Linked DNA regions of Homo sapiens: all the other regions are linked to region 2. Evidence: chromatin loops called from intact Hi-C (ENCODE). Cell type or tissue: IMR-90. All regions are shown on one strand. Links, peaks and the distances in the headings refer to the core of each region. The heading gives the core; the rest is flanking DNA.

Evidence for each region. Hi-C counts contacts between places; a loop is a spot of excess contacts. Peaks named below come from ENCODE experiments on the same cell type or tissue, not always from the same donor. Only the 100,000 strongest peaks of a DNase experiment are listed, where the experiment ranks them.
Region 1: a loop joins it to region 2, with 9 times the contacts of the local background. A loop is called at or near these places in 108 of 110 quality-filtered maps.
Region 3: it touches region 2 in a loop (3-fold over the local background); 19 of 110 quality-filtered maps call a loop at or near these places.

What each region holds. Positions count from the first base shown.
Region 1 is chr22:36,296,721-36,306,480 of GRCh38, forward strand. It overlaps MYH9 (myosin heavy chain 9), which reads right to left. Exons shown (of 41, transcript NM_002473.6): 16 at 9,694-9,760; 17 at 9,210-9,331; 18 at 8,313-8,382; 19 at 7,275-7,435; 20 at 5,848-5,956; 21 at 4,814-4,945; 22 at 4,131-4,337; 23 at 3,407-3,544; 24 at 2,199-2,322; 25 at 123-294. Among named protein-coding and RNA genes, the nearest start is that of MIR6819, 15 kb to the left of the region's middle. RefSeq lists an enhancer at 3,236-4,435. In IMR-90, for the core only: a CTCF peak has its summit at 4,760 (motif pointing right); DNase peaks (open chromatin) are centred at 4,791 and 5,321; H3K27ac peaks cover 6,442 bases.
Region 2 is chr22:36,466,836-36,476,595 of GRCh38, forward strand. It overlaps TXN2 (thioredoxin 2), which reads right to left. Exons shown (of 4, transcript NM_012473.4): 4 at 211-1,082. The coding sequence ends at 969. Among named protein-coding and RNA genes, the nearest start is that of TXN2, 9.9 kb to the right of the region's middle. RefSeq lists an enhancer at 3,068-3,904. In IMR-90, for the core only: CTCF peaks have their summits at 1,362 and 3,594 (motif pointing left); DNase peaks (open chromatin) are centred at 756, 1,346, 3,586, 4,266 and 1 weaker place; H3K27ac peaks cover 4,055 bases.
Region 3 is chr22:36,415,815-36,425,574 of GRCh38, forward strand. It overlaps the pseudogene RPS15AP38. Among named protein-coding and RNA genes, the nearest start is that of MYH9-DT, 32 kb to the left of the region's middle. RefSeq lists a silencer at 1,681-1,730. In IMR-90, for the core only: a CTCF peak has its summit at 3,809 (motif pointing left); DNase peaks (open chromatin) are centred at 1,607, 3,637 and 8,207; H3K27ac peaks cover 3,345 bases.

The DNA of each region.
Region 1 (9,760 bases), core at 1,112-9,111, 170 kb before region 2:
TCTTTTAAGACAACAGTGGAAAGAATGCTCACAGCTCACTAGTGCCGAGAACTAGGGCCAGCAGCAAGCAGGAAGGGCTGGCCCAGGCCACCTGGCCTCAGGCGGGCAGGCGGGGTCCTCACCTGGCCAGGGCGGCCTGGAGCTCCTCCTCTTTCTTGGCCAGCTGCATCTTGAGCTCCGCGATCTGGGCCTGGAGCTCGGCGATCTGGTCGCTGAGGTCTGTGGAGTCTCCCTCCAGCTTCCGGCGGGTCTTCTCCAGCTCCTGTCGCTGCTTCTCCTCCCTGCGGAGGCGCTCTGCAATGCAGGGGGAGCCCACATAGCCCTCAGTGCCATGGGTTCTGTCTCCGTGTCAATTACTTATACAAAATACTGAGCACTCGTTATGAAACGTGTGTCAGGCTTAAAGCATCACAAACACACAGACACTCGCACCCAACTCCTGGATGCAGGAAGAGGACATCACTGCAAACTGCTAGCCCCTGGCATGTCTCTCTCCAACTCACCCCTTGTCCTTCCCTGCCAGGAATTAAGTACTCTCCTAAAGCTGGTGTTTGTAATTCCCTTGGTTCCCTTGAAGGCTGTACCATGTCTGTATCTCTAAAAAACATGTTCAATTGTGTGTGAATCTGAACTTATATAATGGAACTGCCTTGTGTGAATTCCACAGTTGGAATCGCACGGTCAGGGCTCTATGTCTAGCTTTATAACTCTGTGATGTCACTTGGGAAAGCTACTTTCTATACCTCATCTGAATAATAAGCAAAAGGAGACAGCCTACTTCATTAGGATGCTGTGAGGCGCCAATGAGTTACTATCTTAAAAAGCACCTAGAACAGTGCCTGCCTCGTGATGGTTATTCCCTGCCGTGCCTTTGCCACCCCATCACGTGATCTTGAGATGTAGCCCGTGAAGTTTCGCTGGAATAGATGTGTAAGGACATTTGTCTAGGATTCCATTATGAGAATACACCACAACTTACTTATGTACCCGTCCTGCAGCTGGCGGGCATGCGGCTGTGTTCATCGCACGCTCTGATCAACGCTGCTGCAAGCATCCTGCTCACTCTCAGTGCACACGGCTGAGTGACGGATGGAACGGCCAGGTCACCGGCATGCTAAGTTTCAACCTCACTAGGACTGCCGGATCGTTCTCTAACGCCGTCTACCAGTTTGCAGTCCCAGCAGCAGCATATGTGTGCTCTGACAGCTCCGTGTCTATGTTAGCCCTTATTAGTGTCAACCTTTCATGTCTGTCCATCTGGTGGGTGCAAGGCAACCCCTAGACCTCCTAGATGACCAAGTCTTCCGGGCTCCTCCCAGGTGAGGGAGGGTGTCTGTGAGGGAAGAGATCTCTCTGTGTCCGGACCTCTCTTCTGCTGGACCTGACTCACCTCATCCCCTGCAGATGTGAGGGGGCCGGACAAGACTGTGAAACTAAGCTGGGGATAATCCTCCCGGTGGTCAGGTTTTGGTCTCCCTCCCCTGGGTATGAGCTCAGAGTTCCCAGAGTAGTCGGGGTTCCCCTGTTCCCCCAGCTGTCCACTCCTCTCAAGGGGCAGGGCTGGGGGTCCTCAGACAGCCACGGACCTGTGCTTCTACCCCAGCACCCCCTCCCTGCCACAGATCCCGAGGGCACACAGAGACAAGGCAGGATTTGTCACCCTGCCCCAAGTCAAGCAATGAACTTCCGCAGTATTCGTCTAGGACTTTACGGTACATATGTGTTCACATGTATTTAATGAAATTCTCACAGACACCCTAGCACTGTGTCCCCTTTTTAGGTAAAACTAAAGCTCATGGAGCTTAAGTCATAGCTGCAAGATGAGCCAGCTAGTCAGTGACAGAGCTAGTGAGTCCTGTGGGTCAAACCCGGAGCCTCCTAGGAAGTCTCAGAAGCTTCCAAAACCCACGGCACACAACAGAGCAATGCCAAAGCTCTCTAAACACGCTTCATGCAGTGGGGGCATCTAGCCACAGAGCAACAGGGGCCTGGAGGCTCAGGTTCCCGCAGGCACCAGACACGGCTCCCCTCGACCTGGTGACCTCAGGTCTAAAGGGCAGCAGCCAGTGCTGTAGTGTGACCCAGGCTCACCCGTGAGCTGAGAAGGCCTCGGTGTTCCGGTCAGACAGGCCGGCCCCTGACCGCCAGCCCTTGCCCGCCAGCCCCTGCCCATCACCTCCTGCTCGTCACCCCCTCACCTTCCAAGTCAGTGATCATTGCCTCATGCTTGTTCTTGAGCTTGGCGAGGCTCTTAGATTTCTCCTCCTCTTCTGTGAGGTTGGTGGTGAACTCAGCTATTCTGTCTTCCAGCAGTTTCTTTTCCTGGGGAGAGGGGAGTAGGCTGGCATTTAGTGTTGGTTGAGCACAGAACACTTGCTAGCCTCAAAGCATGACTCGCCCGGAAATCTGGGGCTGAATGGAGAGGGCTTTAGACGCTTGATCAAGTTCATTAGGATTTTCCTAGATCAAAGGATAATTTTGAAAGGTCACGAGCTCCCCTGAAACAGCGAGGTACGCTTCCTTAGAACCAAAAAATGTGGGTGCCCAAGCCCTTCCCCTTCCCCTGTGGGCTTGGGTGAGAAAGGATTCCAGGTGACAGCTAGTGTCAGCAGGGACAGATGGCTCCACTCCTTCAAGAGGCTGCCACACGGCGCTCACCTGCGCCACCAGGCCACCTTCTCCGTGCCCCTCTCTCACCTGCCAGGTGGGCCACGGCCCCTCCCCCTCTTCAGCCCCGCGGTGCCCCGGGCTGCTCTCCTTGCTTTCTGTTCTGTGTGGCCCCTGCAACACCCCTGCCCAGCGGCCACAGCTCGGCACAAGCACCTGAGTCCCCTCATCCCAGTCCCGGGTGGGCGTCCTGCCACCTCAGCCTCCCCAGCCTTTGGGGCTCCCATGTTCTGAGGAGGCCCGAAAGGTGGGGAGGCTGCCTTCTCCTGCCTTCTCCTCTAACTGGTTCCCCGGCTGCTATCTGCTCCCTGGGCAGACACCGACAGGGACCCAACTCATTCTCAAGAGGAATAGCTGCCGCCCAGGGACAGTGGAGGAAGAGTACCCCGTATCTCAACACAGAGCCACCAAGGTGTCCCCAACCCCACAGTGACCAACACTTGCAATGCTGCACAGATGGCCACCTTTACACAGGCTCGGGTCTCACGGCTGGCAAAGAAGAGCTTTCCAGAGGGGAAAGGACAAACCCTTCCCCAGGGCCCCTTTGCTTATGAGGAAATCCCTCAACTAAGGCCCATGGGACCTCCAGGGAGCACTTGCAGTTAAGCAGAAGCCCTCATGCTGCAGGCAGAAGAGACAGGAAGCAGCAGCAGCGGGGAGCCAGGCCCTGCAAGGGTGACCACACTCTCCCATCCACGGCGCCCCTGGAGCAGCGGCAGGCGACAGCCACGGGCCTCACCTTGGCCAGCTTGCAGTTCTGGTCCTCCAGGATGATCTGCTCCTCCTCCAGCTTTTTCAGCTTCGCCTCGGTGGTCACCTTCTCCAGCTGCAGCTTCTGCCGGGCGCTCTCCTCCTCCTCCAGCTGCTCCTCAAGCTCCTGCCGGGGGCCAGAGACACGGTAAGGACAGCAGGCCCAGAGGCATGGCCAAGGTGAAGGCAGCAAGGTCCGAAGGCCAGATCCAAACGCCAAGGAGAAAATAGCAAGGTCTGTGAGCCCAGGGCCATGGCTGAGGTGGGGACGGCAAGGTCCGCCAGCCCAGGGCCACAGCCGAGGCAGGGCCCAAGCCCCATTTGTAGGATTCCAGATTTCAAACTGGGACACAGGGCCAGAACATCGGTGCAATGTTCTGAAGGGTTTCCTGCAGCAAGCTCCCACCCATGAAACAGGCAGGACGCAGAGGTGCTGGCCCTGTGCCCCTTCGGCTAGCCAGGGCCAGGGCTAATGGCAGGGAAATCAAATTGGCCTTGATGCTGGCCCAGGCAGTGCTCATGGAGATCTCAGATGCACATGTCACAAACTACCAGCCCAAAGGGAACACCTCTCACTGAGAGCCCCAAGCAGATTGCGTGAGGAGCAGCCTCCTTGGACCCTAATTCCATGTTCTCCCAGCTCCTGGTTCCTGCTCCTCCGCCCCGCCCTGCCCCTCCGGCGCCACCCCTCCCCGGGTGCAGCGGGCAGGAACCTGGATGTTCTGCTGCATCTTCTTCTTCTCCGCCTGCAGGTGCTGGCAGCGCTCCTCCTCCTCCTCCACCCTGGCCTCTAGGTCATGGCAGATCTCTTCTAATTCCTGCTTCTTGGCGGTCAGGCGGGCCCGGAGCTCCTCAGCCTCGGCACACAGCTCGGTTTCTGCCTGGAGCTGCTCCTGCAGCTGCAATTTCTCTGCCATGAGCTGCAAACAACAAGTGGAAAACACAAGCTCCTCGCAACACCCTCAAGCCACTCCATCCTCAAGGACGGACGCCATGGCTCGGGATCCCAGAGGGAAAGGAACATGCAGACAAAAGTAGCTTTCATCTGGAGAGCTCTGAAGCTTCCAGGTACCTTCCAGACATCGTGTCCTTGATTTTTCACTACCCCATGAGCTCCAGAGCAAGGTCCCAGGAAATGGGCTCAAGTCATGTGGTAGAGCTGAGGTTTGAACCCAACACTTGTGAACGTTCCACTCTATTAAGTGGCCTCCCTACATCACTTAACACCCAATGGGGTCTGCAGAGAGACTGGTCACTGTTTACAGTAATAGGAAACTCAGTTGTAGAAAACTCCTATAGTAATAGAAACTTCCAGCATGCCGTGCCTACCGATGGCCAGCAGGTGGCAGCACCAGGCAGGTCGTGCGACCTGGACTGAGCCTGCACTGACACCCACCTGAGACTGCAGCGTCTCCATCTCCGTGAGCCTGTTCTCCGCAGCCAGCTGCTTCTCTCTGACCTTCACCAGCTCCTCCTCCTTGGCCATCATCTCCTCCTCCTGCCGGCTCACCTGCAGCAGCGGCTTGACCTGGGAGAGGAGATAGAGGTAGAGACATGCTCGGCTGGAAGATGCCCGCCTCTGCCAACAGGTGTGAGGCCTCTCCCTCACCTCTGGAAACATGAAAGTGAGGGGCAAGAAGACACGCTGTGGTGGGGGCTGCAAGCAGGCACATCCTTCCTGGCGCTCTGTACCACGGGCTTCTGACCCGCTAACTACATTCCAGGGAAACTATCCCTGCGTGTGCGTGAAGATGTTCACCTCGGCATTGTTTATCACAGCAAGAAAATGAGGAAGGACCCATCTCTGAAAAAGTACCCAGATAATGATGTGTTCCCTAGGGAACAGCACACTACCTCTAAAAAAACGATGCTTATGAAGGAATCATAAATGGAACGTACGAACTACAACTGTTTATATGAGTCAAACTCAGCTATGGAAGAATGTATACTGTTTACATAGCTGAGGTTTTATAGGCAGTGAGAAAAAGAGCGAGAAATTAAACACTAAAATAGCTGCTGCTGTTGGTTTAGGCTAAGGGTTTATGTGTGAATTTTTATTTAATTCTTTAGGCTTTTTGTGAGTTGGTTTTTCGCCATTACCATAAATTATGTATTATACACAAAAGCAGCCCGGACAAGTTTAAAAATAAAGAGATTTTTTTTTTAAAGGCCAGGAAGGTCAGCCTGGGCAAGATAGTGAGACCTTGTCTCTACTAAAAATCAAAAAGGGCCGGGCACAGTGGCTCATGCCTGTAATTCCAGCACTTTGGGAGGCTGAGGTAGGAGGATTGCTGGAGCCCAAGAGTTTGTGACCAACCTGGGCGACATGGTGAGACCACACCTCTACAAAAAATACAAACAATTAGCCAGGTATGTATGGTGGTGTGCACCCGTAGTCCCAGCTACTCAGGAGGCCCTTCTAGCACGCACCTTGGTGAAGAGCCGCCACCACTGCCAGTTCCGCAGCTTCAGGTAGGCAGCGCAGTTCCGCTGGAGGACCTTCATGGCGGTAAGCTGCTGCTGCCGCTTGGCAAATGCTCTGTGTGGTGAGGAACATGGTCAGCGCGGAGCAGTGGACAGCAGACCCGACCTAACAGTCCTGGTCTTGTCCTCAAGCTTTTCTGGGGGTCTACCCTTGCCTGGGGCACCTCAAGAAAGAAATTCAGGGAAGGGGTCTGGCCTTGGGGTTGAGATAAGTTTCTCCCACTTACAGGCTGTGTGACTCCATGAGGCACTAATCTTACAGTCGGTGAAGGACCTAGGTCACCAGACTACCCCTCCACTGAGGTGCCCATGGGGGTGAAGGCACGTGTGAAGTAACCACAGATCCTACTCAGTGTGGGGACTGAGCGTGACCCTTGGTGATTAAGCTGACTGGCCCTGGGTGACTCTGGACTTCAGCTTCCCACCCTTCGTGCTGTTCCCTATCTGAGCTTTTGTTTGGTGGGAGAACGTCAGAAGCTGATGTACTGTGAAGGTGGGCTGCAGGTGTCAGCTGGAGGGCTTTTGGATAAACAAGCCTCCATCTGTGCAAATGCTCAAGCTTCGTCTCCCAGAGCTCGGCGCTCCTGCTAGGACCCCATCCCCGAGCACAAGGGGACGAGTGTGCAGTGCCCACAGCCGCTGTCCTGCAGCAGGGGAGCCGTCATTCCCCAGGGAGTCAAAGATGAGTCTGGACTCGAGGATGGCCTGCTCCCCTGGAATCACAGGGTTCTTTAGGGACAGGCAGGCTCTGGGTGCTGTCCCCACAAGGGTCACACGGTAAGGAGTCCTGGTAAGCAGGATCCTTCAGGCAGGCAAATCCAAGCAGAGTCAGCCTCTTCCCACCCATCACTCTAAACCCCAATCAGAAATGCCAGATTCAGCCAGGAGCAGTGGCTCATGCCTGTAATCCCAGCACTTTGGGAGGCTGAGGTGGGCGGATCACTTGAGGTCAGGAGTTCGAGACCAGCCTGGGCAACAATGACGAAACCCCGTCTCTACTAAAAATACAAAAATTAGCTGGGCGTGGTGGCGTGCACCTGTAACCTCAGCTACTAAGTGAGGCTGAGGCAGGAGAATCACTTGAACGTGGGAGGTGGAGGTTGCAGTGAGCCGAGAACGCACCACAGCACTCCAGCCTGGGCGACAGAGTGAGACTCCGTCTCAAAAAAAAAAAAAAAAAAAGAAAAAAAAAAGAACTGCCCGATTCTACTCCTCAAAGGTAGAAATCCAGGAACAGGGGTAGGAAGAGCCACCTGGGCCTCCCTGACAGGCATGTGACTGGCTGCAGCGGGGTGGCCTGCTAAGTGCCCTTTGGCAACAGAAGGGCGTGGCAAGGCCTGGCATGCGGGGCAGGAGTATCTCCCGGGACTCACTTCCTGGCCAGGTAGCCCCTGCAGCAGGCCTGGAACCCTATGATGACGTCGGTGATCTTCAGGTCTCGCTCCTCCTCCAGGTGGGCCAGCACACCGGCACGGAAGAAGACTTTGCTCTGGCCAATGCGGTACAGATTGCTGTCGAGCTCCAGGGCTTTTATCTAGGTGGGAGGAGCAGGCCGTTTACCTGGCCAGCAACTGGCCACAGCTCCATGAAAGGGTGGCCCAGGCACAGCTGGAGGTGTGCCCTTCACCCTTCTTCTCACTGGCTGACGAGCATCTGGAGAGCAGAAAGCCATCTCCTCTCCCTCCTTCTTCCTGTTCCCTATCTCCCCGTCACCGAACGCAGGCTGTGCACACAGTAGGTGTTGAATTTTTCCTTCTCTTTTCCTCCCACCAACTCCCTACTCTGCAGCCAAAGCTTTCTGATTCTTTAGAAAGAACGTGAAGTAAAACAAGGCCAAAGGTAGCAGCTGCTAACCTGGACACGCCAGAAACAACAGGATGCTGGGAAGGGGAAAAAAGGAGCAGGGTGGGATTCAGCCCTGGCTTGGCACTGAGTCACCGCAGGGCTTTCAATCAACCGGAACTCAGAGCATGCGCACAGCCCGTCCAGCACTGCGCTAGGGCTGGGAGTGGGGAGGGAGGGAGGAGAAGCCCAGGTCACGGAGCACCAGGCCTGCTGCCCTGGCTGTGAGCTGCCCTGCTCACCACACTGGATGTGGAGTCAGGCCCGTGAGCAAGAAAGCAGGAGAATGTCCCCCAAACCAAAGAGGCCATCATCTTACATCAGAGCCCGGCCATGGCTACAGTTCTTGTCTCCTCCACACAACCCTGGTGCCAAACACCATCCCTGGCTATCTGAGGCCTAGGGGCTACTGCAAAGGGCGCCCGGCAGAGTCAGACGCGGAGCATCAGAAGGGACACAGCCTGGGCATCCACCGACCACTGATATAGCAAGGTGGGCCCTGGCCACGTGGGCACTCCCCAGACAAGGGGCTGCCCATCCAGAGAGGCAGGGACAGCAGCTCAACTCACCATGAGCACGCACGCCTGCTTCCCGTCCATGAAACCCTTGGGAATGGAGTTTGGAGTCAGGATCTCATATCTGAGGAAGGAAAGAGAAGCCTGGTCATTTTACCCATTGCCTCGATTCCACATGCCTGGAATATAGGCGAGAGATTAACATCATTTCTACAATGCAACAGACACAGAATTCTTTACACAAACTCTCCTAAGGAAAGAAGACACAGGCAAATCCCACCCCACTCTTTTCTTCGGCTGAATGAGACAAGGAAGCCTTGGTGTTTTCCGGAAAGTGAATGGAAACTCGTGTAGGACCGTTTCAATCACTCAAGGGCGTGCTTCAGGTTGGACTAAGTGCTAATTGCCTGAGATCCTCATCTGTCACCCAGGGACAGCCATGTTCACACAGCTTCCCTGGGACGCTGCAGGGAGCTGCTAATAAACAGAGATGGCCCAAGAAATAAAGGGCTGCGTCCCGACAGCAACTGACACTCAGCACAGTCATTAGAGAAACAGGAAGGTGTCGCCGTCTTCGCACACAGCAACGCACGGCCGTGTTTCATTTCCACAAAGTTCCTGTAATATCCTAGGTCTCTGGCTGATTCTTTTACATTTCTTTTCATAGCTCCTCTAACTGTAGCAAATAGCACCAGGGCCGGCAGTTACTAGGAGCAAAAGTCAACAGGATGATGATGACCTGCATTTCGGTATTAAAATGGGGAAGTCTCCTTTCCTGCAAAGGGTGGAAAAGAGAAGGAGGTGGGGAAGAGCTGGCCAGACTCAGTTCTACATGGATGGAGGACGTCGCTCCCTCACGACAGGATCCTGCCAGGGAGCAGCAGCCCACCTCTGGGACTCACTGCACGCACAGCAGGGCCCAGGAGAAGCGGGCTCCGGGCCCTGGCTCACCTCTGCCGAAACTCCTGGAAGACCACCCTGTTGGGGAAGCCCTGGCGGCAGATACGGATGCCCTCGAGAACACCGTTGCAGCGCAGCTGGTCCAGCACGAGATGCGGGTCCAGCTTGCCGGCCTGGAGAAGAAAACACATGCATGCGGTCTCACTTCCGTGCCTAGAACAGTCGGAGAATAGTCAGGGAACCCCTATGAACCTGACAGGGCAAGAGCCTAAGGGAGGGGGTCGCTACAGCCCACAGGTTTGGACAATGAAGTCAAAGGATCCAGGTCTGGGAGGGGCCAATGCCACCAAGAGGAAGTGCAGGCTGTGAATGTAGCGTATCTCCTAAGCGAGCCAAGGCCCACCCTGCAGAGAAACGACTGAAGGCTCTGTGCATGCTGGGGGGCTGGAGGGGTGCTTTTGCTGGGGAGACAGACAAGGGCTGAGCACCCCACACCACAGTGCCCTGCCCGGGCCACCCCACCAGGCAGCCGCACCTTCTTCTCGTGGTTGGGGATGATGCAGCGGACAAAGTTGGGGTTCGTGTTCCTCAGCGTAGCCATC
Region 2 (9,760 bases), core at 563-8,562:
AATGGGGACAACAGCCTCTTGCCTTAGGAGGGCACGAGGACTGGCACATGGCATCCTTAGAATAGCAGCCACTGCTGACAAGCATGTTAGTGAACAGGAAGGGCTGGTTGGAGAGAGTGTTGTGGAGTTAGGGGAGGATGTGGGGACAGTGGACAAGCCCCCTGGGAAAGGGTGACAAGTGCTCTGAGCCCACACAGATGTGACATTGCAGATGGTGCAGACCCTTGCTTTATTTGTCTGACTTGTTCACAGTTCAGCCCCCTGCTCAGAAAACCAACGGGCCAGCTAAGGAGAGGAGGAGGCACCTTGAGACTTCCGGAGTCGAGGCTCTCCAGGGTTCCCCAGCCCATCAATCATTTTCTGCACCCCCTGCCTGGGAGGCAGCTCCCTGGGGGGTGGGAATGGGTGACTAGAGGGGATTTCAGTGTGGGACCCAGGGTCTGTTCTTCACAGTAGGAGGTGGAAGGGATGACTAAGTTCTTTATCACAGACCTACAAAAAATGAGATAATTAGATATTACTCTCACTAGTTTGGGCTTCTTTTTTCTTTTTCTTTTTACAAAACAGCAGCTGGAAAGAGAAATGTAGGTGGCAGACGAGCCAGGCACGAGGTTTCAGATTGGAAGGGACCAAGATGAGGACCAAGGTGTGGCTGCCTGACTAGGAACGCTGTGGGCTGGCCCAGGCTCTCGCCACACATCCTGGGAGAACTGCCATAGGCCCTAGAAGGAGGGATGAAAGGCGTATGGGAGGGAAGACAGCGGTCCCCGGATCAGCAGCAGCACCACCATCCTCTGATGGCCCCTGGGCAGTCCGCCAGCTCGGAAGCACTCAGGGCTGGAGCCTGGGCTCTAAGCATGGGCCCCAGGAGCCAGACAGGAGGGAGGCAGCAGGAAGGGCTGGCATGGAAGGGCTGAGTTCTATTGGGGTCCCACGCGGGCAAGGGAACCAGGACTCATCCCTGCTTGTCAGCCAATCAGCTTCTTCAGGAAGGCCTCCAACTGATCCTCATCCTTGATGCCCACAAACTTGTCCACCACGTCCCCATTCTTCATGGCCAGCACAGTGGGCACCGCTGACACCTGGGTGGAGAGGACAAGGGGGTCCAAGTGAATTGGGAGTGAATACTTCTCAACTGCCACTCCTGAGCCTTTGTGGGGAAGGCTGGTGGCTTATCCAGGGCACTGACTTCCCAAAGCCATGGGCAGGCCTAGAGGAACATGGCTCTTCTCTCGGTGCAGGGGTACTGCAGGGCCCGGGGGCCACCCGCTGAAGAAACGTCTTCCATTGCGGGCTCCCAACAGTACCCTTCCTCCCTTAACCACAAGACTGACTCACTGGCCCAGTGGTTTTGCTGGAATGACAGGAGAGATGAAAATAACCCTTGCAGCTGCAGGCCAGGGCTGGGGGCAGGGAGGAGCTCAGGGGAAGCCTGGCCCAGGAGGAGACAGAAGCTGGGGGACAGTTCGAGTCCTGGCTTTGCACTCACTAGCAAGGGGGCCTTGGCCGGGTCACAGCACCTTTCTGAGCCTCAGTGTCCTTTTCCATAAAATGGGGGTAATGTCTACCTTTAGGGTTTGGGATGAACATTAAAGATTCAAGTATAGGCTGGGCACAGTGGCTTATATCTATAATCCCAGCCTTCTGGGAGACTGAGGCTGGAGGATTGCTTGAGTTCAAGAGTTCCAGACCAGCTTGGGCAATATAGTGAGACCCTTTGTTTACTAAACCCCCCCAAAATATTAGCCAGGCATGGTGGTACATGCCTGTACTCCCATACTCGGGAGGCTGAGGCAGGAGGATCGCTTGAGCCTGGGAGACTGAGGCTTCAGTGAGCTGTGATTGTGCCACTGCACTCCAGCCTGGGTGACAGAGACCCTGCCTCAAAAAAAAAGAGAAAGATTTGAGTATAAAGCAGAGCTCAGGCTGGGCGCGGTGGCTCACACCTGTAATCCCAGCATTTTGGGAGGCTGAGGTGGGCAGATCATTTGAGGTCAGGAGTTCGAGACCAGCCTGGCCAACATGGTGAAACCCTGTCTCTACTGAAAATACAAAAATTAGTCGGGCATGGTGGCAGGCACCTGTAATCCCACCTACTTGGGAGGCTGAGGTGAGAGAATTGCTTGAACCTGGGAGGTGGAGGCTGGAGTCAGTGGAGATTGCACCACTGCACTCCAGCCTGGGTGACAGAGTGAGACTCCATCTCATAAATAAATAAATAAATAAATAAATAAATACATAAATAAAGCAGAGCTCAGGTTCTGGCGGACGCAATCCGGCTCCTACCAGCCAGGTGAGCTGGGGCACGCCCCTCAGTCACTAAGCCTCAGTGTTCTCAGATGCAGGATGGAGATACTAAGGGCACTGCCATTAGAGGGCATGAAAGCTGAATGAAATAACGCAAGTAAAGGCTCAGCACAGCGCCCGGCAAATAAGCTTAGGAACCTGGCATTGTGCCTGGCATACTGTGGGCATTCAAAAAACAGTGGCTACAGAGGGCACAAGGAAAAGTCCAACACAGGCCCCACGAGAGCACATTAGCTTGCTGCTGTGATGAGTGACAGGGTCCAGAAACTCAGGGACTTCTACTGGACAGCATGAGAGGAGAGGCTTGGCCATACACAACCTGACGCTTATTAGCAGGTTGCAGGCAGATGGCAAGGACAACATTCTTGGTCTGTGAAGCATTTACTCAGTTCCCTCAGGGACCTGCATAGGTTATGTGGAACGTGGATGAGGCTGTGGCCCACCAGACTGGCATTGTGAGGTCTCTGCTGCCTGGGATCCCTGCCTGGCATTCGTGGGCATTTGAGAAAACCATTTAAACAGAACAAGATAGGCCGGTCGCTGTGGCTCACGCCTGTAATCCTAGCATTTTGGGAAGCCAAAGCGGGCAGATCACTTGAGGTCAGGAGTTCGAGACCAGCCTGACCAACATGGTGAAACCCCGTCTCTACTAAAAATACAAAAATTAGCCGGGCGTGGTGGGGCATGCCTATAGTCCCAGCTACTCGGGAGGCTGAGGCAGGAGAATCGCTTGAACCCGGGAGGCAGAGGTTGCACTGAGCTGAGATTGTGCCATTGCATTCCAGCCTGGGCGACAGAGCAAGACTCTGTTCCCCCCCTCAAAATAAATAAATAAAAATAAACAGAACAAGATAAACACAGACTTTTCTTACATACAAATTAAACTACAAAGTAAGAGCAGAGATTCACACAAACATACCAGGTCTTCACATATCCCAGTGCTGCCCTGCCACGGCCCATCTTGGAAGCCAGTAAGATTCAGAATGTTCAAAAACCATGCACATGGTAGTTAGGAAAGGCACGCAGGCCAGACCATCCCGCCCTCACCCACTAACTTTACGTGGCAGGCCCTGCACCCCACTCCTCACGGACACTTTGGGGACAAACACAGCAGGTCACAGGACACAGTCCTTGTCCTTGTTAGTGCCTCAGGCCCCTTCAAAGGCTGTCCCTGGGCTGATGTGGGTGGCAAACCCTGTCTCCAGGCAGAGCAGGGCCCGAAAGAGTTTGCTCCAGGAAGCGCCTGAAGCCACCAGGGCCTTCCCAGGCATTCTTTGGTGCCCTCTAGTGGTCTGCAAAGGCAGCTGGAGTGCCTCAAAGCCGGAGCCTCTTGGCAGAAGCAGAGAGCTCAGCCACCGGCTCCCACCTGCACACTGTCCTATTCCTTTAATTAAAATATATGCTTTATGCCACTGTATAAGAAGTGGCCTAACTTTTTTCACGGCAAGACTCTAAGTTCACTGAAGAGGCTCAGAGAGTGGACTTAGCGTTCCTTAAGAACTCCAGATAGGCACAAGCACAGTGGCTCACACCTGTAATCCCAAGTACTTTGGGAGGCCAAGGCAGGAGGACTGCTTGAGGTCAGGAATTCATGACCAGCCTGGGCAACATAGCAAGACGTCGTCTCCATAAAAATATTAAAAAAAAAAAAAAAGAACTCCAGATGAAGGCCATAATGATCTCACTCATGTAAACCTCCACACATGCTTGAACACGCACAGACCCTGCTGGTGTCAGGTAGACAGCAGATGTGCTGTCAATGGAGGTCTGGTCACTACTGATCAAGGGGATATTTTGAAGTTGAGCTTAAACACACACACGCATACACACATATATACACACACACACATACACACTACCCGCACTAGGGGCTCACAGGAAACCTGAGCTGGAATGGGACTTCCCTCGACCCTGAGGAGGCGGCTGAAGCTCTGCTGCTCCTGTGTCTGGCTCACACATCAGGAGGTGCCGGTGCCTGTAAACACTGCCTTACATGGAAGTGCACAGGGCCTTGGCACATTCTTCTGGAATGTTTTGAGTGTGAAAGAGGCAGTGACTGAGCCAACTGAGGGGCTGAGGAAAAGATACGCTACGACGTGTTGCCTGTCCTGTTCCGTGAAGCCACTTGGAACCTCCTATCCTTGGATAAAGACCCTCTGAACTCGGCAGGAGTGGGGGAGTGTGTACGTGTGCGCAGTCTCTTTCTGCTAACCCGTAGCTCGCCTGCACCGCCACTGAGCTCCGTGTCCTGGTATGTCTTCTCCTGTCCCACCCCGATGGCATCCATCTGTTAACTCAGCTAAGGGCCTACCAAGGGAAAGGCACAGTGCTGGGTGCTGCGGGATGTTGCAACCTCCTCCTCGGCTCATTGCAGAGTTAAAAGGAAAAGATCGCTGTCACATGCTGGGTGCTTTTTCGTGTCAGGAATGATATAAACACCTCTATACACTATCTCACACTCTCCTGGCTGTGGGCAGGATCATTTTAACGATGAGAATACTGAGGCTCAAAGGGTGAGCAACTGTTCCAAAATGATGTGGTGTAGGACAGGCGCGGCAGCTCCTGCCTGTAATCCCAGCACTTTGGGAGGCTGAGGAAGGTGAATCATCTGAGGTCAGGAATTCGAGACAAGGCCGGCCAATGTGGTGAAACCTTGTCTCTACCAAAAATACAAAAATTAGGCCGGGCGTGGTGGCTCACGCCTGTAATTCCAGCACTTTGGGAGGCTGAGGCAGGAGAAGTGCTTGAATGCGGGAGATGGAGGTCGCAGTGAGCCGAGATTGCGCCACTTCACTCCACCTGGGTGAAAAGAGTGAGACCCCCTCTAAAAAAAAAAAAAAAAAAAAGCTGGGATCTGAAACAAGATCTGTTTGACTTTGCAGTCCAGGGGATCAAACTCTGTTGTGCTTCTGCCCAGCAGCAAAGAGAGAGAGACATCTACTGAGTCCCAGCAGGGGGAAGAACGTGGGGACGCATTAAAGGATTTCATGCTTCAAATGCAAAATGCCAAGTGCTTTGTAAAAGCTTTTAGATATGAGAGGGTTCTTGGAAAAACGATTATTGAAAAAATGAACTACATAACATTCTGGCAGAATTAGGTAGACAGTGAAAAGATCAAGAGTCGCCAGGCCTGGAGGGAGGAGGAAGGAGAGATGAACAGGCAGAGGAGAGAGGACATGGAGGCAGTGAAATGACTCTGGATGATGCTAGAATGTGGACACCGGCTATGACACATTTGTCCAAACCCACAGCAGGCACAACACCAAGAGTGATCCCCTATGTAAACTTTTGGCTTTGGGGGATAATGATGTCCGTGTAGGTTCATAAGTTGTGACAAATGGACCACCCTGGTATGGGCTGTTGATAGTGTGGGAGGCTGGGCATGCGGGAGGACAGGGGACTTATGGGAAGTCTCTGTACCTTCCCCTTCCTCTCAATTTTGCCACGAACCTAAAACTGCCCTAAAAACATAAAATCCTCAAAAAGAACAACAACAAAAAATGAGATCAGTGACTGCTGGGGGGTTAAGGGGGTGAGGGGCAGGAAGGAGAGGTGAACTGCTGGAAAACAGGGGAACCGAGGGCGGTGGAACGGTTCTGTATGGCGCTGGAATGGTGGACACATGCCATTATACATTTGTCCATGAACTTTCTCACTGGCAAGCAGTCTGTGCTGAGAGCGGCAGCTGAGACACGGCCTTCCAAAGAGCAGTTCCTCCCCACAGAAAGTCAGTCCGGGGCCTTCAGAACCAGAAAGTCAATCTGGGGCCTTCAGAATGAAAAAGTCAGTATGGGGCCTTCAGAACATTGGCTTCTCTCCATGTCGGCTCAGGACACCCAGCCCTGGCATTACCTGGGAGCTTGTTAGAAATGCAGTCTTGGTGGCCGGGCGCGGTGGCTCATGCCTGTAATGCCAGCACTCTGGGAGGCCGAGGTGGGCGAATCACTTGAGGTGAGGAGTTTGAGACCAATCTGGTCAACATGGTGAAACCCCATCTCTACTAAAAATACAAAAATTAGGCCAGGTGTAGTGGCTCACGCCCGCAATCCTAGCACTTTGGGAGGCCGAGGCGGGCTGATCACCTGATGTCAGGAGTTTGAGACCAGCCTGGCAAACATGGTAAAACCTTGTCTCTATTAAAACTACAAAAATTAGCTGGGCGTGGTCGTGGGCACCTGTAATCCCAGCTACTCGGGAGGCTGAGGCAGGAGAATCGCTTGAACCTGAGAAGCGGAGGTTGCAGTGAACCGAGATCGTGCCATTGCACTCCAGCCTGGGCGACAGAGCGAGACTCCATCTCAAAAAAGAAAAAGGATTTTAGGCCTTAAAGAAAGCCATCATGGGGGGCACTGTAGTTCTCTCAGAGGAAACTTCTTCCTCAGGCTCTCTTCAGAAAGAAAAGAGGAAGGAAGGAAAGAAGGAAGGGAGGGAGAGAGGGAGGGGGTCAGGAAGAACCCTGGCTGGAGCTTCCTAAACCCTGCAATGATGTCAGACCAGGGTTTGGCTAAACAACACGGCTGAGACCAAGTGATGTGGGCCTAGCAGCCTTGAGGCCTTTCTGTGTGACAGCACAGTCCCCAGGCAGTGGACAGGGCGGGAGCGGTGGGTGTGGGGGGAGATTGAGAGGATTCCACAGGAGGCATCTCCTTCTCACTTCCCAGGCTTCACCGCAGGCCTTCAGTGCCCACTCCCACAACAGCCTCCCGGGGACGGTCCTCGGCATTCCCGCCACCCCACGAGACACTGGAGCAGGGCCTGTGGGCTTCTTTGCATCTGCAGTAGTTACCATAGTCCCTGCACATGGCTGGCCCTCAGGGGGTGTCTGCTGAAGAGTTATGAATACATTGGCTGAAGCTGAAGCTGTAGTGTCTGGCAGAGCCAGGAGGCCTGAGACATCTGAAGCCCACGCGTGACCTGTGGGAGGCCCTAGGAGCCCCAGCCCGGGCTCTCACCCGAGGCATAGCCAGGCAGGGGAAAGCCAGGGGCATCCAAATGGGCAGATAGATGCCTCCCTCACTGAGCAATCAGTGGCCAAACTTTTTGAAAAAGTGACTCACCCCTCCCCCAGCCCCTGTAAACAGCCCTCAGTTCCTAACTCCCAAAGCAGGCCTGCTCCAGTGGTCACCTGTAGTGGCCACCGTGTTTGTCTGCCTGGTCTCCATCTCCCCTGCTTCTGGTCATTGCAGACTGATGTTCCTTTGGGTAATCACTCCCCACTCCCTGCGTAGCTCAAGGGGCGGCCAGCCTGTTCTCACCCCGCTCCCAACCACCCATTTCTTGCTGCAGGAGACTGGTTCAGGGATGGGTGCCTCTATTTGAGCTGGTCTAGTAAGAGTGAAACCTGGACTTGTATACTCTGAGGAATAAAGCGGCCTCTTTCATTCACTTGTTACCTGGAGGAGGAAGGAGGGAGGGGTGAAGGCTCACTCCGGCCAGGTTAAGATATTTCAAGAAAATCAGATATCGAGATTTTCACATGAAATCTGAGTTTCAAATATCAGCATCTGCTTCCTATTACTTTAAAATACTTCGAGTGCCAGACTAAAAGTGTCTGTGAGCCAGGTTGGGCCCAGAGGCTGCCAGGAGCGCCCTCGGCTCTGTAACAGCGCTACCTTCAGCATGGCTATTCAGAGACCCTCCCAATCCGGCTGCATTATGCTTTCCCCAGCTCCGTACTCGGCCCTTCACTCTGGCCACCCAGACAAAGTGGGCCTCTCCCCTTTCTCCAGGTAGTGGTCTCCAAGGCCCAGAGGAAGCCCCCAACCCAGACACCTCCAGGCACCTGGCCCCTGCTGGTCTGTAAGCAACCCAGGCTCATCAGACCTCAGGGCTTTTGCTTTGCCTGAATTGTTCTTCCAAAGACCCACATGCTTCAGTCACTCCCTTCCTGTTTTTGCCCAAAGGTCAGCTTATCAGGGAGATCTACCCTATCCCACCCTTTAAAAAAGAAACCCGCTGGGCGCGGTGGCTTACGCCTGTAATCCCAGCACTTTGGGAGGCCAAGGCAGGTGGGTCACCCGAGGTCAGGAGATCAAGACCAGCCTGGCTAACATGGTGAAACCTCATTTCTACTAAAAATACAAAAAATTAGCCGGCGTGGTGGCGCGTGCCTGTAATCTCAGCTACTCCGGAGGCTGGGACAGGAGAACTGCTTGAACCCGGGAGGCAGAGGTTGCAGTGAGCCGAGATTGTGCCACTGCACTCCAGCTTGGGCAACAAGAGCAAAACTCTGTCTCGAAAAAACAAAAACCCTGCCTCATACGCAGTACTCCCATCCTCTCTTCCTGATGTATTTTTCTCCATTGAACTTATTATCTAAAACAGGGGTCAGCAAACTATAGTTCACAGGCCCAATACAGCCTACTGCTTGTTTTTGTAAATAAAGTTTTATTGTAACACAGCCATGCCCATTTGTTTGTATAGTGTCTATGGCTGCTTTCGGCTACGAGCCCAGCTGAATGGTTGTAGCAGCGACCACTGCCCTGCAATGCTTCCAATACCAACCAGTCCTTTAGAGAAAAAGTTTGCTGACCCTTGATTTAAAATACTAGAATGTAGACTCCACGGAGGCAGAGATTTTGTCAGTTTTGTTCACTGCCTTATCCTCAACACCAAGTAACACTACCTGGCACTTGAGGGACTCTCAAATATCTGCTGAATAAACAGACAAACCAACCAACCAAGTGAGACGACTCCATGTCTTTGTGCACGCTGTTTCCTCAGCCCTTCCTCCTCCTCTGCGCATCCCTCATGGCTCAGCTCAGAGGTTCTCTCTAACGTGAAGCATTCCCTGTCCCCTCCAGCTCCCCCACAAGCAAACAGTCCCTTCTTCCTTTATGCGCCTCTTCTTTTAGCACTTCTATATTGAGATGATCTTTCTACCTGCTGTTCTCTCCTGCTAGACTAGGAGAGATCTTGCTTGGAAACAAGATCTCATCTTGTGTCAGAATCACAAATGCTTGGCACATCGAGCTCCCAAATGACTGCTCACTGAACATGTGGGTAGATGGATAAAGGAATGTACCAATGTCTGAGACTAAGTGAATGACCTGGTGTTTTTGGGTCATACGATCTACTTCCTAAAGGTGGTGAAGAGAGACAGGTGGCTCAGAGGATCAAGAGCCACCTCTGCAAAGTGCTCTGAGCTCTTAAAAGCTCTCGAAAAACCGGCTGGGCGCAGTGGCTCATGCCTGTAATCCCAGCACTTTGGGAGGCCAAGGTGGGTGGATCATAAGGTCAGGAGTTCCAGACCAGTCTGGCCAACATGGTGATACCCTGTCTCTACTAAAAATACAAAAAATTAGCTGGGCGTGGTGGTGTGCGCCTGTAGTCCCAGCTACTTGGGAGGCTGAGGCAGGAGAATCGCGTGAACCCGGGAGGCAGAGGTTGCAATGAGCCGAGATCATGCCATTGCACTCTAGCCCAGGTGACAGTGAGAGATTCCGTCTCAAAA
Region 3 (9,760 bases), core at 493-8,492, 51 kb before region 2:
CCCCAGGCTATTTGCTGGAACAAGTTAGAGAAAGAAGCTCTCTTTCTTTCTTTTTTTCTTTTCTTTTTTTTCTTTCTTTTTTTTTTTTTTTTTTTTTTTTTGAGACAGAGTTTCACTCTTGTTGCCCAGGCTGGAGTGCAATCGTGCGATCTCTGCTCACTGCAACCTCCGCCTCCTGGGTTCAAGCGATTCTCTTGCCTCAGCTTCCTGAGTAGCCGGGTTTACAGGCATGCACCACCACGCCTGGCTAATTTTGTATTTTTAGTAGAGACAGGGTTTCTCCATGTTGGTGAGGCTGGTCTCAAGCTCCTGACCTTAGGTGATCCATCCTCCTCGGCCTCCCAAAGTGCTAGGACTATAGGTGTGAACCACCACACCCGGTCTTTTTTCTTTTCTTTTCTTTTCTTTTCTTTTGTTTTCTTTTCTTTTCTTTTTTTTTTTTTTGATACAGAGTCTCACACTGTTGCCTGGGCTGGAGTGCAGTGGTGCGATCTTGGCTCACTGCAACCTGCGCCTCCCAGGTTCAAGCGATTCTCCTGCCTCAGCCTCCCGAGTAGCTGGGACTACAGGTGCCCGCCACCACGCCTGGCTAGTTTTTGTATTTTTAGTAGAGATGTGGTTTCACTATGTTGGCCAGGCCGGTCTTGAACTCCTGACCTCATGATTTGCTCACCTCGGCCTCCCAAAGTGCTGGGATTACAGATGTGAGCCACTGTGCCTGGCCAAGATTTCTTTTTTTTCTTTTGAGATGGAGCCTTGCTCTATCACCCAGGCTGGAGTGCAATGGCACGATCTCAGCCTCACTGCAACCTCTGCCTCCTGGGTTCGAGCAATTCTTCCACCTCAGGCTCCCGAGTAGCTGGGATTACAGGCACCCACCATCATGCCCGGCTAATTTTTGTATTTTTGTAGAGATGGGGTTTCACCATGTTGGCCAGGCTGGTCTTGAACTCCTCACCTGGTCTTGAACAGGTGATCCACCCGCCTCGGCTTCCCAAAGTACTGGGATTACAGGAGTGAGCCACCTCGCCTGGCCAGATGCTCTCTTTCCCCTAAGGTTGCTAATTGGCCTGATGTGAACCTGGATGGAGCAGCTGGTGGTCTTTGCCGTCATGTTGGGAGAAACTGCCTGAAAATAAATCCTGCACAGAGGAGAGCAGGGCTGAGGGACAGAGTCCTGACAGTATCATCTGGACTCCTGCACCCAGCTCCACCTGGACTTTTATTTATTATTATTATTTATTGCCAACCAATAAATTCCCTTTCAGTTCCCCCATGTTGGGGTTCTGCCCTTGCAACATCAAACAGCTGGGGACAGAGTGCCAGGATTCAGAGCAGCACTGGTCAGACACCAAGTGTCCATTGAGGGGCTGCGGGGAAAAGTTGAGTGCAAAATGCTGATTCTGCCTTTCACAAGCCAGGGACACAGGCAGCAAGGGGTGCCTAGGACACTGTTCTAGAGCAGCATCGTAGACATCCAGGCTCTCATTTGATCTCGTCCCCAAAAAATAAGCAGAGGAAGCATAATCATCTCGGAATGATGAGGAATCCATGGCTCAGAGAGATGAGGTCACTTGCCCAAGGCCACACAGGAAGTGGCAGAGCTGAGGTTTAGCCCAGGTGTTTTCAAGTCTCAGCCAGGGCGCTTGGTGTTCCTTTGGCCACTCCCCATGGGGCTGAGTTCTGCCTGGAATCACAGCCAATATCTGCTGAGTGCCTGCCATGTGCCGGGAACCACGTAAGCACTTTACATGTTTTTTTCTTTGTTTGAGACAGAGTCTCACTCTGTTGCCCAGGCCGGAGTACAATGGCACGATCTCGGCTCACTGCTACCTCTGCCTCCTGGATTCAAGCAGTTCTGCTGTCTCAGCCTCCCCAGTAACTGGAATTACAGGCACCCACCACCACGCCCGACTCATTTTTGTATTTTTAGTAGCGGCAGGGTTTCACCATGTTGGCCAGGCTGGTCTCAAACTCCTGACCTCAGGTGATCTGCCCGCTTCAGCCTCCCAAATTGCTGGGATTTCAGGCATGACCACCGCACCTGGCCACTTTACCTGTTTTATTTTCTAATTTTAATTAATTAATTTTTTTTTTGAGACAGTGTCTCACTCTGTCACTCAGGCTGGAGTACAGTGTCATGATCAAGACTCACTGCAGCCTTGGCCTCCCAGGCTCAGGTGATCCTCCCACCTCAGCCTCCCGAGTAGCTGGGACCATGGGTGTGCACCACCATGCCCACTAATTTTTGTATTTCTTGTAGAGATGGGGTTTTGCCATGTTGCCCAGGCTGGTACTTTTATTTTATTTTATTTATTTATTTATTTTTGAGAAGGAGTCTCTCTCTGTCACCAGGCTGGAGTGCAGTGGCGCGATCTCGGCTCACTGCAACCTCTGCCTCCCGGGTTCAAGCGATTCTCCTGCCTCAGCCTCCCGATTAGCTGGTACTACAGGCGCCTGCCACCACGTCTGGCTAATTTTTGTATTTTTAGTAGAGACGGGGTTTCACCGTGTTGGCCAGGCTGGTCTCAATCTCTTGACCTTGTGATCCACCCGCCTCAGCCTCCCAAAGTGCTGGGATTACAGGCGTGAGCCACCGCGCCCGGCCTGGTACTTTTATTTTTTAATAGCGACTGGGGGCCGGGCGCGGTGGCTCACGCCTGTAATCCCAGCACTTTGGGAGGCTGAGGCAGGTGGATCACGAGGTCAGGAGATGGAGACCATCCTGGCCAACACGGTGAAACCCCGTCTCTACTAAAAATACAAAAAAAATTAGCCGGGCGTGGTGGCAGGCACCTGTAGTCCCAGCTATTCGGGAGGCTGAGGCAGGAGAATGGCGTGAACCGGGAGGCGGAGATCGCGCCACTGCACACCAGCCTGGGCGACAGAGTGAGACTCCATCTCAAAAAAAAAAAAAAAAAATAGCGACTGGGTGTCACTATGTTGCCTACATTGGTCTCAAACTCCTCGGTCTCCCAAAGCGCTGGGATTGATGTAGGAGGTGGGACTCGACTCTGGAGGTGGGGCTCACACATTGAACCAAATCAAGGACTAGCTAGGCTGGGCGCTGTGGCTCAAGCCTGTAATCCCAGCACTTTGGGAGGCTGAGGCGGGTGGATCACGAGGTCAGGAGTTCGAGACCAGCCTGGCCAACCTGGTGAACCATCATCTCTACTGAAAATAAAAAAATTAGCCAGGCATGGTGACGGGTGCCTGTAGTCCCAGCCTCTCGGGAGGCTGAGGCAGGAGAATAGCTTGAACTCGGGAGGCAGAGGTTGCAGTGAGCCGAGACCATACCACTGCACTTCAGCCTGGGTGACAGAGCGAGACTCTCTCTCAAAAAAAAAAAAAAAAAAAAAAAGAGAAAAAGAAAAGGAAGAACAGAAGAACAGAAGAGAAAGGGCACCCCACACACATCCATTCCTCTCTTCCTCCGTTAAACCGGAGCCAGGGGCTGGGGCTGGGTGTGTGTGCTCCTGCCTTCCCAGGCTCTTGCTTGTTTTCAAAGGACCAGAGAAATGTCTGGAGGACTGCTGCTTCAGTCCACGTGACCAGGATGAAAGTCATTAACAAAAGGCCAATGTTTGGGGAAGAGCCTTTGCCCTCCTTTCAGGGCCTCAGCTGGGGCTCAGGGAGATAAGGCGGGAGCAAAAATAAAACTGAAAATGTGTTTACTCTGAGATGAAAGTGCATTGCTAAACGCTAGCCGCGAGGACTTGTATACAAAAACCACATGTCTGGGGGTGTTCTGGAATGTCACAAACTGCAATGGCAAGAAAAGGCAGCAGGCAGGACCAGGACTCTGCTCCGTGGGAGCCCCCTCTGGTGCCCTGGCTCTGTCACCTCCTAGGGTCTGTGATCTCTCAAACCGGACCTCAGACAGCCTGAGCAGCCCACCCAGCCACGTGAGCCACCGTGCCCAGCCTGATTTCTTTCTTTCTTTTGTTTTCTTTCACTTTTTAAACAGAGACCAGCAGGCCAGGTGCGGTGCCTCACGCCTATAATCCCAGCACTTTGGGAGGCTGAGGCAGGTGGATCACCTGAGGTCAGGAGTTTGAGACTAGCCTGGCCAAGATGGTGAAACCCCATCTCTACTAAAAATACAAAAAATTAGCTGGGCGTGGTGGCGGGTGCCTGTAGTCCCAGCCACTCGGGAGGCTGAGCCGAGATCGCACCACTGCACTCCAGCCTGGGAGACAGAATGAGACTCCGCCTCAAAAAAAAAAAAAAAAATTAGCCTGGCGTGGTGGTGGGTGCCTATAATCCCAGCTACTCGAGAGTCTGGGGCAGGAGAATTGCTTGAACCCGGGAGGCAAAGGTTGCAGTGAGCTGAGATAGCGTCATTGCACTCCAGCCTGGGCAACAGAGCGATACTCCGTCTCAAAAAAAAAAAAAAAAAAAGCCATGAGTGAGTTACTCTTGCGAGCAGCCCTCTCGAGCTGGAGTTTGACTCCTGGAAGATGGGATGCCACTGTGACTGAGCAAACATAGGAATAGCTGTTCCACTAAAGTCTCACAAAGCCACTGGCCGGAGGAATTTCTCTAGGGACTCCCAGGAGCAGCTGAGGAAACATGAAGGAGTGGACATTCCCAGAAGCCAAAGAAAAGTCGTTTGGTTACAGAGACTGGTGTCTGTGTTCTTCTAGAAAACATGGGCTCTGCTGAGATCAGGGAAGACTCTGACAGGAGCCACCAGGCAGAATCCTCCAGACAGACTAGAATGAGTACAAAGGAGAACAGAACAGCTGTTGCTGGGCGTTTGGACTGAACAGACCTTTCTCACGTGTTGTTTTTATTTATTTATTTGGAGAGAGTCTTGCTCTGTTGCCCAGGCTATAGTGCAGTGGTGAGAACTTGGTTCACTGCAACTTCCACCTCCTGAGTTCAAGCTATTCTCCTGCCTCAGCTTCCTGAGTAGCTGGAATTACAGGAGTGAGCTACCATACCTGGCTAATTTTTGTATTTTTAGCAGAGACGGGGTTTCAGCATGTTGGCCAGGCAGGTCTCAAGCTCCTGGCCTCAAGGGATCCACCCGCCTCGGCCTCCCAAAGTGCTGGAATTATAGGCATGAGCCACCACACCCAGCCTGTTATTATTTTTTAATTTGAGATAAAACAGAAGCCATGTACCTTTGAATTATTCTAACCAAAAGTCTCCTGTTGGGACTTACACAGAACCACTAACTGTCAAGTGTCTGCTGGAAGCCTCAGTTTCCTCATGTGTAAAGTGGGGAAAATAATAGTGCCTGCCTCCTAGGACTTAAAGTTGTTTGTGAGAAATGCTTAGTGCTGGGCATGGTGGCTCATGCCTCTAATGCCAGGGCTTTGGGAGGCCAAGGTGGGAGGATTGCTTGAGACCAGGATTCTGAGACCAGCCTGAGAAACATAATGAGACCCTATCTCTACAGATTTTTTTTCCATGAGGCATTTTATTTGTAAATATGTGTATTACATCCCTAGAAAAAGAATCCCAGGATTTTCCCTCCTGTGTGGTTTTGTCTTGCTTCTTCATGGTCCATGATGCCAGCTGAGGTTGTCAGTACAATGAAACCAAACTGGCGGGATGGAAGCAGATTATTCTGCCATTTTTCTAGATCTTTGAGTTGCACATCAAATCTGGGGCTGATCACTCCACACTTGTTGAGCCTGCCTGTGACAGTCACAACAATTTTCCCAGCTCTGTGACCATCAATGATTTCAAATTCGCCAGTGTAATCATGCTTTATCATCACAGTGAGAAATCGGACGATGACTTTGGAGCATGGCCTAATAAGCACCTGGCGTTTGCCTCTCTTTTTGGCATTGTTGATGCTCTTGAGGGCATCAGCCAGGGGCCAGGCGCAGTGGCTCACGCCTGTAATCCCAGCACTTTGGGAGGCCGAGGCAGGCGGATCACAAGGTCAAGAGATAGCGACCATCCTGGCTAACACAGTGAAACCGCGTCTCTACTAAAAATACAAAAAATTAGCTGGGCGTGGTGGCAGGTGCCTGTAGTCCCAGCTACTCAGGAGGCTGAGGCAGGAGAATGGTGTGAACCCAGGAGGCGGAGTTTGCAGTGAGCTGAGATCGTGCCACTGCACTCCAGCCTGGGCGACAGAGCGAGATTCCATCTAAAAAAAAAAAAATTAAAAAATAATAATAATAATAATAATTTTTTTTCCTCCAAAAAGCACTTTGCAGAGAACCTCAGCAAGGCTGAAAAAAATAAAAATAAAATAAAAATAGGCCGGGCGCAGTGGCTCACGCCTGTAATCCCAGCACTTTGGGGGGCCAAGGTGGGCGGATCACCTGAGGTTGGGAGTTCAAGACCAGCCTGACCAACATGGAGAAACCCCTTCTCTTCTAAAAATACAAAATTAGCCAGGTGTGGTGGCTCATGCCTGTAATCCCAGCTACTTGAGAGGCTGAGGCAGGAGAATCGCTTGAACCTGGGAGGCGGAGGTTGCAGTGAGCCGAGATCGTGCCACTGCACTCCAGCCTGGGCAACAAGAGCAAAACTCTGTCTCAAAAAATAAATAGATAAATAAATAATAAAAAATAAAAAAGTGCTGGACACCCAGACTGCAGACCTAGTTTCTGGCTTCTACTCTTGATTCTTTTCTTAACTCGCTGGCAAGCCTGAGGCAAATCCCTTGTCACCTCTAGGATTCTACTAGCACGTCTGCGAAATGGGTGTTGTTGCCTTACGACATAGGTTTTCAAACATGTATGTTTCACAGTGAAACCCTTTGTGCAAAAAAAAAATCTTAGGCTAGAAGCCGGCACTGTTAGGACTCCAGTATTTTGAACCCTGGTGGGACTTACATCTGCCAGCACCGGTGACACTTTGCTGAAGGGCTCGACTCGAGCTCAGGAGGCTGCAAGTGCTGAGGACGTAATGCCCTTTGGGAGCAGCTCTCAACTTAGCCTGTGCTCGCTCAACGCTTGGGCAAATAACTGGGAGGTCCCGTTCACTAGGTAGATAGCTCCTGCTTCCCTTCTCTGTCTCACTCACCCACTCCCTTATCTAAGTTGCCTGGGATCACAGTCCAAATCAACCACATGTACTCAAATTTTTGTCTCTGATCTGCTTCTGCTTCAAACCAAGTTAGGATCCCCAAATGCAAAACAAGTACCAGCTATGGTCCCAGGAGGCAGGCGGGTCAGTGAGGGCTGAGCTGTGCAAGGCGGGTCAGTGAGGGCTGAGCTGTGCAGGGGCCTTCCCCAGGGGTGGGCCTGCACATGGGCCTTGAGCAATAGATTACTTTATTATTTATTTGTTTATTTATTTTTATTTATTTATTTATTGAGATGGAGTTTTGCTCTTGTTGCCCAGGCTGAAGTGCAATGCTGCGATCTTGGCTCACTGCAACCTCCACCTCCCGGAGTCAGACAATTCTCCTGCCTCAGTCTCCCAAGTAGGTGGGATTACAGGCGTGTGCCAGCACACTCAGCTAATTTTGTATTTTTAGTAGAGACAAGGTTTCACCATGTTGGTCATGGCTGGTCTTGAACTCCTGACCTCAGGTGATCCACCCGCCTCGGCCTCCCAAAGTGCTGGGATTACAGCCGTAAGCCACAGTGTCTGGCCTCAATAGGATACTTTAACAAGGAAAGGATTGACCAAAACATGGTTAGGTTGGGCGAGTAGGGTGGGGAAGGAAGGGACTAAACAGAAAAGCCCAACTAGAGAGGGAAGCTCATGAGCTGAGACACCCGGTGGTGGGACCCTGACTTGACAGTGCTCTGTCCCATCCTCCATGGTGACCAGGTTGCTCAGTTGCAGTGCTCTCCATATCTTCCCTTTTCACCCAAGACTATGTTCCTCTTTTGACCAAGAAAGTAGCCCAAAAGGGATTGTGGTCACTTTCTTATCAGGCCTGTGGTGGAGGCAGAGGATACACGTCAGGCCTTTCCCAGGCCCACGGCCCCAAGCAACTCCTCCAAGGATGACATCCCGGCTCTGCCAGGGCCACTGCAGGACACCTTCCAAACTCTGAGCCGGACGAGGGAAGGAGCTCCATGCAGTGTCCTGCGATTCAGGCCCGATGCACAGTGGGCAGCCTGTTCCTAGGGAGTGGGCACTGGGAAGGGAGTCCAGCTGCTGACTTACGGCATGGCCTCACCCAAGAGTCTTTATCCTGAACTTCTTCAGAATTTCCTCCTGAATTTCTTCAACAACATCCACACATCAAGATCATGGGACAGGATATGTGAAAGAGCTTCATGAACCACAAACCATAAACAATCGTGCAATTCAGCTGCAAGTTATTATTCCAAAGGCTTCTGGGGGGCAAAGCCCTGTCCTTATTCCACATTGTGTCCCAGAGCCTGGCACAGGGCCTGATGAATGGCAGGAGCTCAGGCTTTGCTTGTTGAATGAATGAATGAATGAGGGAATGAATGACAGAGTGGATATGTCATCCAGTTTGACAATTCAATCCAACCAACTATCGCTGAGGGCCTACTATGTGCAGGAGCTGGGCTGGGCACTGAGGAAAATCACAAATAACAGATGGGGTTTTTTTTTTTTTTTTTTTGAGACGGAGTTTCACTCTTGTTGCCCAGGCTGGAGTGCAGTGACGCGATCTTGGCTCACCGCAACCTCCGCCTCCTGGGTTCAAGTGATTCTCCTGCCTCAGCCTCCCCAGTAGCTGGGATTACAGGCTCCTACCACCATCCCTGGATAATTTTTGTATTTTTAGTAGAGATGAGGTTTCTCCATGTTGGCCAGGCTGGTCTTGAACTCCTGACCTCAGGTGATCCACCCGCCTCAGCCTCCCAAAGTGCTGGGATACAGGTGTGAGTCATCGTGCCCTGCTTAAATTTCAGTTTCTTTAAGCCAACTGAGTCAAGTTTCTGTCATTTGCAAAAGATAAAGTCCTGATTAACACACTTAAGTTTACGGATGTAATTCAGTAACACCCCTTCTCAGGGATGCCTACCCTGAACACCACGTGGCTCCTCCCTGCTCCAGCACTCTCTCCTCCTACCATTTGGTTTTATCCTCTGCTTGTTGTTCCTTAGCATCTTGCGTGTGAATTGTGCCACTCCAATAAGATTTGAGGCACTGTTTAAAAACTTTGTTTTTGGCCATGTGCAGTGGTTCACGCCTGTAAACTCAGCGCATTGGGAGGCCAAAGTAGCAGGATCCCTTCAACCCAGGAGTTTGATACCAGCCTGGGCAACATGGCGAGACCCTGTCTCTACAAAAATAATAATAATAAAAAAAAATTAGCTGGGTATGGTGGAGCACGCCTGTGGTCCCAGCTATTCAGGAAGTTGAGGTGGGAGAATTGCTTCAGCCCAGGAGGTTGAGGCTAGGCTACAGTGAGCTATGATCACACCACTGCACTCCAGCCTGGGGGACAGAGCAAGACTCTATCTTAAAAAGAAAGAAAAAAAGGAAGAAAGGAGGGAGGGAGGGAGGGAGAGAGAAATTGATTCACAAGGCAAGGAAAAGAAAGAAAGAAAGAAAAAAGAAAAGAAAGGAAGGAAGGAGAGGGAGAGAGAGGAAGAAAGAGAAAGAAAGAGAGAAACAAAGATTTCAGAAGACTCTAACATAACAAAAAAAGAAGAAAGAAAAACAGAAAGAGAGAGACAAAAAGAGAAAGAAAGTGAGAGAAAGAAAAAGAAAGAGAAAAAGAGAGAAAGAAAGGTGGTTAAAGAAAGCTCAGGTGTGGGGCCAGGTGTGGGGGCTCACACCTGTACTCCCAGCACTTTGGGAGGCAGAGGGGGGCAGATCGCAAGGTCAGGAGTTCAAGAGCAGTCTGGCCAATATA